Regions from separate parts of the Homo sapiens genome. Here region 1 is linked to region 2. Evidence: read pairs that join two places in POLR2A ChIA-PET (ENCODE). Cell type or tissue: PC-3. All regions are shown on one strand. Links, peaks and the distances in the headings refer to the core of each region. The heading gives the core; the rest is flanking DNA. Region 1 overlaps LOC105373071. Region 2 overlaps ATXN10 (ataxin 10).

Region 1 (5,380 bases), core at 109-5,108, 170 kb after region 2:
GGGCGAGTGTGTGCGGGGCGAGTGTGTGCGGGGCGAGTGTGTGCGGGGCGAGTGTGTGCGGGGCGTGTGTGTGCGGGGCAGGGAGGTGTGTTGGGATGTGTGCAGTAATCAGGCTGCCACACTGAGAAAGGGATGCACCGCTAGACCCCACGAGCAAGGGCCCTCCACGTCCTGTCAGACCTAAAACCAACTTTCGGCCCAAGACCAGCCTCATTTCTCCAGAGGATGTTGTCTGAGAAACCGCCTTCCTCCCTGCTCCGACCCCTTCCCAGCTCCCCGCACGGCCCTCGCCTCCTTCCTCCCAGGAGCTCTGGCCGCAGCCCCGGGCTCTCCCGTACCCACCGTTCTCCCAGCCCAGCGTCTGTCCTTCAGGAACCCCGCCGGCCCCACCTCCGCGGTCTCCATCGCGGGTCCCAGCACCGCCCTCCCTCTCCTGGTAGCTGCAGCAGCACCTGCCCCACGTCCCCCGGCCCCCCACAGCCTCTGCTAGAGGCTCACCCCGCGTCCTCACCCCGCGTCCTCACCCCGCGTCCTCACCCCGCGTCCTCCTCACCCCGCGTCCTCACCCCGCGTCCTCACCCCGCGTCCTCACCCCGCGTCCTCGCGCCCTCACACCTGGCTTCATCCACCCCAGCCACAGATGTTTTCTGGGCCTCAGTCCCCCTCATCCTCTGCTGCTCCTCCCACGGCCCCCCCACCCTGGGGCCCACTCCCTCCCCGCCTTCAGGTCTTGGCTGTGGGGACACTTCTCGGTGAGGCCCCGCTTCCACCCCATCCCTCAGGGCCCTGCCCTGCGCCAGCCCAGGGGCCCCGCAGGATGTTCACCACCGCCCAGCGCTTCCCTTCCTCTTTCGCGTTCTGTGTCTGCACTGGAGCGGCCGGCCCGGCAGGTAGGCTTTGGTCTGTCTTGTTCACCGCGGTGGCCCAGTGCCCACACGCGCCCGCGCCCCGCGGGAAGTAGCTAAGTACTGTTGGGAGTGAGTGTGGACACCTAGTACCCCACCCCCGGGATCGGCCACACCTGTGTGCACAGCGCCCCTTCCCCACCCAGCAGCCTATCCCTGCCTGATCTGTCTCCCTCTGCCTCTCTTCCCCTCCAAGCCATGAGCCCCTGTGGCCCCCACACCAGGCCAGACACCCCAAGGGCCACCTTCAAATGTGGTCTGTGTGTGTGGAATGAACAAAGGAGCAGGCTGAGCCCGTGCCCTGGGGGATCAGTGCCTGTAGCAACCAGAACCAGCAGAGTCCCAGCCCCACCCACCTCACCCGGACAGCCCCCCGAGGGGTGCGCCGACCGGGGTGCCTCCAGGCCTGCCGTGACTCTCTTGACTGAAGTGGGCAACAACCCCTCCATCTCCTTGGCCACACCCGGGCCCCGGGCACTCTCAAGCCCCCATCTCTGCACCCCTCGGTGTGGTCACGCTGCTCCCCGGGCCATGCAGACAGCCATTTGCAGGGACCCTCTCTGGAAGGAGAAGGGCTGGCCCAGAGCCCCAAGACCTGAACACCCCAGACCCTCGCCCACACGCAGCAGCCTCTGGAGAGAGCTCCTGCCCAGCCCGGGGCATCCCTGTTCAGGTGGCCCTCTGGCGTCTTGGTAGCGGCTGCCTGGAGCTGCTTTACTGGGAACACCTAAGCCCTGCGGAACCGATTCTCCCCCCTGCTCCCGGGCTTCCCTGTCTGGGCAGGGCCCTGGGCTGCGGGGGCCGCCTCAGGAGGCCTTGGCAGCTGTGGTCTGGGGCTGTGGTGAGCAGGCTGGGGCCCCACTGGGGCCTGGCTGGGACGTGTGAGCAGCCTCTGGCCTGGCAGGTCCCCTCCTGCCTCATGTGCTCAAGGCCCTGGGGAATCAGCTCCTGACAACATGAGAAGGGGCATCCTGCAGGTCAGTCACCCCATTTTACAAGTGGGGAAACTGAGGCGGAGGAGGGGACCTGCTGGAGGCTGAACAGGAAGGAAGCAGCACTGTGAGGCTGAGAAGCCTGGCAACTGCCCATAGACCAGACCCCTCTGCTGGGCCAGGCTACGCCAGCCCCTGGAAGCCCTCTCAGTGCAACTGCTTTTAGTGCACGGATCACTCGGTGATTCCCAAACAGTGTCCCACGGAACCCCATGAGATAGGACATGCCTGACCACAGAAGGGCTCGGGGGCCAGGGAGGACAGGAGATGCCACGTGAGGCATCAAGCCATGGCATGAAGCCAGTGGCATTTCAGGCTGGTAAGAGAAGTGGCGTTGGAACCAGATATCCTGGGGAGCCACCTCCGGCCAGGGCCCTGTGGCCCCTTCCCCACATGCAGCACCCGCACACCCTATGCCCCCGGCCTTGCCCACCAGGCAGGCATGGCTAGACATGGGTTCAGTCTCTGTTCCACCCTGGCTCAACCTGGGTGAGGCACCTGCTGACCCAGAGCCTGTTTCCCCACTTGTGTCTCAGGGGACTAAGACCCACCCACCGCCTCAGACTGTGTGTGGCTATAAGCCAGTGAAAAAGCCCACATGTCCTCCTGGGGCCTACCTCTCAGACCCTGGCCTCCTAGGGGCTGGCTGCACCTTGGCAGGTACCTGCGGCCCTGGCCGTCGCGGCCTGTGCTTCCAGAAGCTGGGCAGGGCAGCTTGAGGGGAACCCTGGGATGGAACTTGCAGCCACCCTGGCTGGGGACAGCTGGGACCACCCCTACTCCTGAGACACCACCAGCAAATTGCAAATTCCAATGGCAGCTAGATTTTTCACCCGATCTATGCAATCAAGGTAAAGCTTTTAGAAGTTGATTCTGTCTAGAGTGACTCATTAGACATGATCGTGAATGCTCTTGCAAATTCAGTTTAAAAGTTCAGCACGAAGGCAAAATTGTTTGTTTTTGCAGTGATGATAGACACAGAAATTCTGTGGTAAAAGCAATGTTCTCATTAAAGTCAGACACCAAATGGGGTAGAGACGAGCTTGGTGGTGACGCTCACAGAATTCATAACTGCGGCTGTGACCAGGTGGCAAAGCAGAGGCTGTGGTTATTCACCTTTGCCACTGTCTTCCGGTGTGCCCAGTCACAGGAGCTGCACGGCAATGCATCTGAGACCATGCGGTGTCACCTTCACAGAAGTGCTCTGGCACAGAGACTCCAGCCTTGCCGGCCTCTCGCCTCCCAAGCACAGAAGCCTCCAGAACGCTGCTTCAAGGACAAGCCCAGGAGACCTGCCATGCTCATGCGTGTCTTTGGAAACAGGTTCTCTAAATTTTGCTTGTGGTTTGTTAAAAAAAAAAAAAAAATCAGAAGTGTAATCAAAGACTTCAACAAACGAAGCACCAAAACACTTCAGCTTTGAAATGTAGAATTGCAATGACTGGAAACACGGCTCGCAAAGCAAAAGACATTAAAATTCAGTCATCCCTACAGAAGCCGGACAGGAATTGATCACATCCACTAGTGAAGGCTCAGAAAGTGACAAGATTTCATTTGGAAATCGTACCTGTGTCCTTGGGAACATCCTGAACCTTGGGAAGCATCAGCTCATGGAGTTCCTATTAACTGGATAAATTTATATTCTAGATTGAAATGGAATGGAATTAAGTAGGCCCACGGTTTTGCAGCACGTACATTTGAAGAATCATTAAAAATCATCATAGAAACAATTTATTTGACGAGATTTGTCTTGTACAAATATTTGTTAAATATTTGTACTCCGAACGGAGGCCAAAAGACAGCACCTGTGGGAAACTTTAGGCTGAAATATTTACACATTTCAACGCAAAATGTCAGAACTGAGAATCTGCCGTGTGCTCACAAGGTACCCCAACCCTGCAGAGAGAGACAATTTTCTTGATCCAAATGTCATCATCTACCCAGAAGTGTCCATGGACAGCACAGATTCACATTCTGGGGCCGTTAAAATGTGAATGTGAGCTATCAATGGACACTTCTGGGTAGATCATGACCTTTGGATTAATTAAGATTGATCCAGGCCCGGCGCAGTGGCTCATGCCTGTAATCCCAACACTTTGGGAGGCCGAGGTGGGCATATCACTAGAGGTCGGGAGTTCGAGTCCAGCCTGGCCAATTTGGTAAAAACTGTCTCTACTGAAAATACAAAAATTAGCTGGGCACGGTGGCAGGTGCCTTTAATCCCAGCTGCTTGGGAGGCTGAGGCATGAGAATCGCTTGAACCCAGGAGGAAGAGGTTGCCGTGAGCCAAGATTGCGCCACTGCACTCTAGCCTGGGTGACAGAGTGAGACTCCATCTCAAAACAAACAAACAAACAAACAACCCAAAAAATTAGCTGGGTGTGGTTGCTGGTGCCTGTAATCCCAGCTACTCGGGAGGCTGAGGCAGGAGAATCACTTGAACCCGGGAGGTGGAGGTTGCAGTGAGCCGAGATTGCACCACTGCACTCCAGCCTGGGCAACAGAGCAAGACTCCCTCTCAAAAAAAAAAAAGAAAGAAAGAAAGAAAGATTAATTCAAACTTTGAAGATTGCAGGAAAATTGATGGAAACAAACTTTAAAAATAATAAGGCCATATTTTAAAAATACACTGTACTGCGAAATACATAGAGACAGATGGGCTCAAAAATGCGAGTATGACCAAGACTCAATATTCCACATGTGTTATTTTTCAAAGGTCAGATAGTCAATATATTGGCACTCACCGTGTGCATGCCAGGCTCTTGGAGGGGACTCGGCCTAGCCCCTGCAGAGGCCACAGCGTAAAGTGGTCAACACCTCGGGGTGGCAAGGGCCCTCGACAGACTCCAACCTGCCTTCCTGATAGCTCCTTCCTGCCTCCTTTTGACTTAAACTTCTCCTCCATCATCACCTCCTCCAGAAGCCTTCCCAGGACCCAGACAGTTTTCCATGGCCCCCGACTTCCCTCATCAGGGCCTTGCCCAGCGAGGAGGCAGTGAAGGCTTCTGGACGAGGGGGCCTGGAGCTTTTTCTTGGAGGTAAGCAGGAGTCTGCCTGGCAGAGAAGGCAGGCGAGGACCCAGGTGGGGTCTGAGGTCAGGCAGGGAAGGTGGAGGGTGGAGGACATGGCTGGGGAGAGGGCTGTGGTCTCAGCAGCACTGAGGTTGGTGGCCCCTGTCCTTGCAGCAGGCCTGGGAAGGACAGGCCTCTGAAGGCCACAGGGAGAAGCCACCCGGTACCAGAGCCAGGCTCTGACCCCAGCCATCCTGCCGGCCGCGGTGCTGCCTCCGTGCATCTTCTCCAGGATGCTGAGCTCTGTCCCCAGAGCCCAGGGGAGGCTTCCATGCTGCAGATCTGGCAATGGGAGTGCTGGGAGCAGCGCCTGTGCAGACTCCGGCTGTGGATGAAGCTTTATTAGCCCAGGCAGGGAGTGGGGCCACACAGCCGTCAGGGCAGCGTTGGGTGGAGAAAAACGTGACAGCGT
Region 2 (5,380 bases), core at 130-5,129:
ACCCCATGTCTTAAAAAGACAACAAAAACGAAAGCGGCGCTTAGAGGAGAGCTTATTGCTTTGAGTGCTTCCTTTTTTTTTTTTTTTTTTGGAGATAGAGTCTTGCTCTGTCGCCCATGCTGGAGTGCATGGAGTGCAGTGGCATGATCTTGGCTCACTGCAACCTCTGCCTCCTGTGTTCAAGTGATTCTCATACCTCTGCCTCCCGAGTAGTTGGGATTACAGGCATGCACCACCACATCCAACTATTTTTTTTGTGTGTTTTTGGTAGCGATGGGGTTTCACTATGCTGTGTTGGCCAGGCTGGTCTCAAACTCTTGACCTCAAGTAATCCACCCACCTCAGTCTCCCAAGTGCTGGGATTACAAGGTGTGAGCCACGGCCTGGAATGTTTCTATTAATAAAGAAAGGTCTGAAATCAGTGACCCACAGTTCTACTTTGAGAGGATAGAAAAAGAAGAGCATAGTAAGTCCTGAGTAAGTAAGAAAGAAAGAAATAAAAGATGACAGAAATCAATGAAACATAAGACAAAAACAATAGAAAAAATTCACAAAGGCAAAAGTTGATCTTTGACCAACAAAATTGATCAAGAAAAAAGAAAGAGAGCACTAATTACCAACACTATGAAAGAATGTGTAGTTATCACATCAGTCTTCAATAAACTCAAACCTTGGTTGAGGCAACTTTCTTCACCTGAGACACTCTGAAGACCCACGCTTTTGGGTCCTGACTTCCTTTTGAAGCCCTAATAGTATTTTGTTGCTTGTAGTTCCCCAGACACACTGCTGTTCTTTCCTTCTTGCTGTTTTTCTAAGTCCTTTTTTTCCCCTCCTAATTTAAATGCTATCTTCTTTTCCTTCTTCTAGGGATTGGCGAAATACCTCCTCTAGCCTGTTTGATCTTCTTGCCCCCTGTCTGTCACCCCTCTTGCCCCCAGCCTATTGGTTAGATACATTTGTTTCTATTATATAATCCTTAATGTGTATCTGTCAGCACTTAACATGTTCTTCTGTAAATTATCTGACTAAATATGGGTCTTTATTGTTTGGAGAATATATTTGGCAATATGGCTTGTGACTTGGAATATTGCGTTTTTGCTATTCTTATGGGAAAATGCTTTAAATTCTAAGTACCTGAATTATGAATGAGCTTTAAGATCTCAATTTAGTTTGTGTATCCATCTGGGATTGCATAGATTTCTATTGACCTGCCCAGATTGATAGGAATACTGTTTGAGAATTTCAAATATTATCCATTATTTTTAGGAATATTTTACATCAGAGTGTTGATCAGCTATTTTAAATGCTGTAGAGGAAATAGAATATGTATTTGGATTTCGCTTTTATGTGAAGTGACAGTGTATTGTAGTAGTTAATATGCTTCATTTGGTTATCAGACTGAATATAGTTTTATTGTATTTTTGTATTGTTAAGTGATTAAACTATGTGTCAATATATTTAATGCTTGCAGTCAATTTTTATTACTATAACCTGGTTATAATCAGTATATTCCTTAGTTCTTAAGTCTTTTCCTCAGATGCCCTCTGGTAAATATAATTCATAATTAATTAATAATAGTGTTGAATCTTTTTAGTTGTCACAGGGGTACTTTGAAGAACTATGCCTATAATCTTTGCCTTGGGGTTTCCATAAGTTGATCTCTTAAGTTTAGATGAGTGCATTGCTTGACAATGAGGATGTTTTCTTGGTAACTTGAGAATTCTTAAAGAGTGAATAATCAAGCCAGTAATGGAAGTGTGACAAGTCTTTCTCTGGTTCATTATAGCAGTTAGCTTCTGACTAAACCAATTTAATATGTTTTTTGTTTATACCTGATCTTGTTGCTAAATGAAGAATTTTTCTTTCTCAACTTAGATAACAGCTATAGTAGCCCTGTCTTCCCGTTGAATCAATTTAAATTATTTCCATAAAGCTTTCAGAAGTAAAATTGGAGAAAAATATTTTTAGGATTTTTTTTCCTTTTAGCTGCTGATAGATTAATAGTATGTGAACCTTTTAAGACATTTAAGATTACAGCAAATCAAAAATTCACTGAAAAGAAATGCTTTTGTGTGTAAGTGGTGCCTATAAAGTAGATAAGGGCATGTCTCTTTTACTATGTTTCAAGTAACCAAACTTTCCTCCTCTTTTTTCCCTAGGTTCTTGATTATTACAGACCTCTTTCTGAAAAGCCCGGAATTGGTACAAGCCATGTTTCCCAAACTGAACAATCAAGAAAGGTAACCCCCCAACCAGCGTGGTCTGGAGTATTTAGCATTCCATATAGGGTATTCGATGCACGTGACTGAAAAGCTGTGTGGTTTCTGAGTTGGCACAGAATCTCTAAATACATGTTTCTGTGTTGGTAATGGTTTTAAATTGGTTGGTTAACATTACAGCTTAGCCACAGTAGGCAGTGATTTATGGAGGGTAGCAGGATCCAGGTTGGTGCCATTATTCAGTAAATGCATATTAAGAAAAACATTAAGAACAAAATATTATGCATATGCCTGGATTTTAGAATAGTAATTTATGTAACTGTGTATTACAGTTGAATATTTGAGGTGTACTCATTTGTTTAGGTCATGGGTGTTATTATTTGTGATACACTCTGCTAGGTTTGTAGGTTTCTAATGGATAATTTGGACTAAAATAAAATTGACGCCCGTCCACAATGTCACAGTTACTGTAGTAGGAAAAACAGTGACCTAGGAGTTCTAAGACACTGGCCCTGTGCTTTGCTGTGATTATAGTTCTTTATGTGACCTTGTTGGGATTCAGGTTCGTGTGTGTGTGTATTTTTTTTTTTTTTCCTAAACCTCTATGGTAAGGTACAAGGGATTCAGTTTCTTGACCTGTAAATTAAGGAGATTGAATAAATAATTTGCAGTACACTTCATTTCAATAGAATATATTTTTCCTAACCTTATTAGAAATGTTGCCTTAGGAAAATAACAAAATATATTCAGAAACTACAGATCTAGTGATGAAAATCTCTTAAAGTTGTTAATCTTTTGATTGTAGTCACGAGTTTTAGTGGTTTTGGACTTTTTACTTTGTATTTAGGTTTCAGTAGTTAAGCTTTGTGTACTTTTGTAGTCTTTTATTAATTAGGTCATTTTTCTTCTTTAATATCTCAAACAGGAAAAGCTTATGCTTTTAAAGTCATATGAAATACCAGGTTTATAAGTCCAATTCCAGTGCTTCTTTCCCTATATGTATACCCCCATTACAGATAGAGAAGTATTTGTAGTTTTTTGACCTAAAAGAGATAATACGACATACAGTGCTAAAAATTAGTATTTTTTTTTTTTTGCAGTAAGGAACACCTGAATACAGGAAGAATGCACAGTTTAATTGTATTTTAATATTCAAGCTGATATTTTCCATAGTCTATCAAAATTATCTATTTTTAAATGGTTTATTACATAACTACATGGTGATGGTAGACTAAAAATGTTTTATTTTTATTGATAAAGTTGTATCAGGTGCATCCTTACTTCATTCAAGGTTCTGCTCAGTTGTCACCTCCTCTTGCCCCTGCTTTATTTTTCTTCTGGAGGAGATGAGCTGTCATTTCATCACATCATTCATTCATCGTGTTGTGTCACATACCTGCTTGTTATTGTAGCACATTTCCATTAGATTGTTGGCACCCTGAGGGCAAGGATTCATCCCTTCTTATTCTTCATTCCACATTTCCAGTCAGTGGTTGGCACACAGCAGGTGCTCAAAAAGAAAAAAAAATAGTTTTTCAGTGAAAGCATGAGTGAATGAATGAATATTCTTACTCAATAAAGTGTTCCTCTAGTATATTGATTAATGTAATCTTATCTTCTAAGTTGGAAGCCTCAAGGTTATACTCAGCTTCTCCACTTTACCTTTTCAGTTCATACTGGTCAGTAAACCTTATCAGTTATACTATCCCAAGGTCTTATGTATTTATTCTCTTTTTTGTCACAGCCCTAGTTTACCCTATGGAATCTTTGACTAGATTTTGACAATAGCCTTTGTCAAAAAATTGTGGTAAATCACACATAATATAAAGTTTACTATTGTAACCTTTTTTTTTTTTTTGGAAAAGGTATAAGACAGGGTCTTGCTGTGTGTTGCCCAACCTAGAGTGCAGTGGCTGCTCTCAAGTGTGATCGTAGTGCACTACAGCCCCAAGCTCCTGGCCTCAAACAATCCTCCCACCTCAGCCTCCCCAGTTGCTGGGAGTACGGGTGTGGGTCACCATGCCAGACTACCATTGTAACCATTTTTTAATGTACGGTTCAGGGGGTGTGAAGGATGTTCACATTGCTGTGCAGTGAACCTCTGGAACTTTTTCATCTTGTGTATCAGAAACTCTGTACCCATTAACAATAAACTACAATGAGGTACCACTTGATACCCATTAGGATGGCTACTATCAACAAACTGAAAAGAGGAAGTTTGGGCAAGGATATGGAGAAATTGGAACCCTTGTGCACTGTTTATTTCCTACTGGTGGGAATGTAAATGGTGCATCTACTGTCTTAATCTGTTTTCTGCTGCCATAACAGAGTCCTGGAGAGTGGGTAATTTATAAAGAAAAGAAATTTATTTCTAACAGTCTGAGGCTGGGAAGTCCAAGAACATGGCACTGGCATTTGGTGAGGGCTCTCTTGCTGTGTTATCCCATGGTGGGAGGTGAGAGGGCAAGTGAGTGCATGTGAGCATTACAGAGACACAGTCCCTGCCCTTACTGTGAGGGTAATAACCATGTGTTGTTATGTACAAGAATGACAGTGCTGTGTAAATTCTTAAGCTTTTTTCTTGTGCTAGTTCTTTTCATTGTTGTCAAAATTAGTTGACTTCTTCACCCAGAGGCTGGTAGTCTATTCATGCAGATTACTCGGTGGGGAAATTTTGGATATAGACTCATCATCAATTCACGTGGCATGATTCAGCAAAAATGAGAGCCTACATTTACATACTTGTCTGGTCTCCTTTCCAGGTGAATTGGAGTGAATATTAACAAATTGGACTAGCTGCTCGTGGTAAACAGCTTGTGTAGTTTTCAGGTTTATGATCTCTGTGTACGGCATAGTAGTTAAGGACAGATGCTAGTGCTGCCGCTTACTACTTTGGATAGGTTAATGAGAATAATAGTAGCTACCCCATGAAATTGTTATGATAACTGATTGAAATGTGTATAAAACTCTCAGTGCCTGGCATGTAATGGTCACCCCCGTAAACGTGTTGCAGGGAAGAAGATAATTGACTTTGGCATCAGAAAGAGTTCAAATACCACCTCAGTACCTCTGTAACCCAGGGCAAATACCTTAATCTATAACCTGAGCTATTGCTATTTCTGCTTCCATGCTCTTACTACTATTACTGCAACTACAAGTCT

The links. ChIA-PET counts read pairs that join two places held together with the same protein. Peaks named below come from ENCODE experiments on the same cell type or tissue, not always from the same donor. Only the 100,000 strongest peaks of a DNase experiment are listed, where the experiment ranks them.
Region 1: POLR2A ChIA-PET joins it to region 2 with 8 read pairs; 2 of 35 experiments call an interaction of 5 or more read pairs at or near these places.

The regions. Positions count from the first base shown.
Region 1 is chr22:45,890,790-45,896,169 of GRCh38, forward strand. It overlaps LOC105373071, which reads left to right. Exons shown (of 6, transcript XR_007068133.1): 6 at 3,042-3,627. Among named protein-coding and RNA genes, the nearest start is that of WNT7B, 84 kb to the right of the region's middle. RefSeq lists an enhancer at 4,820-5,380. In PC-3, for the core only: no CTCF peak of the experiment used is centred there; no DNase peak of the experiment used is centred there.
Region 2 is chr22:45,716,254-45,721,633 of GRCh38, forward strand. ATXN10 (ataxin 10) reads left to right here. Exons shown (of 12, transcript NM_013236.4): 6 at 2,160-2,240. Among named protein-coding and RNA genes, the nearest start is that of MIR4762, 42 kb to the right of the region's middle. In PC-3, for the core only: no CTCF peak of the experiment used is centred there; no DNase peak of the experiment used is centred there; H3K27ac peaks cover 626 bases.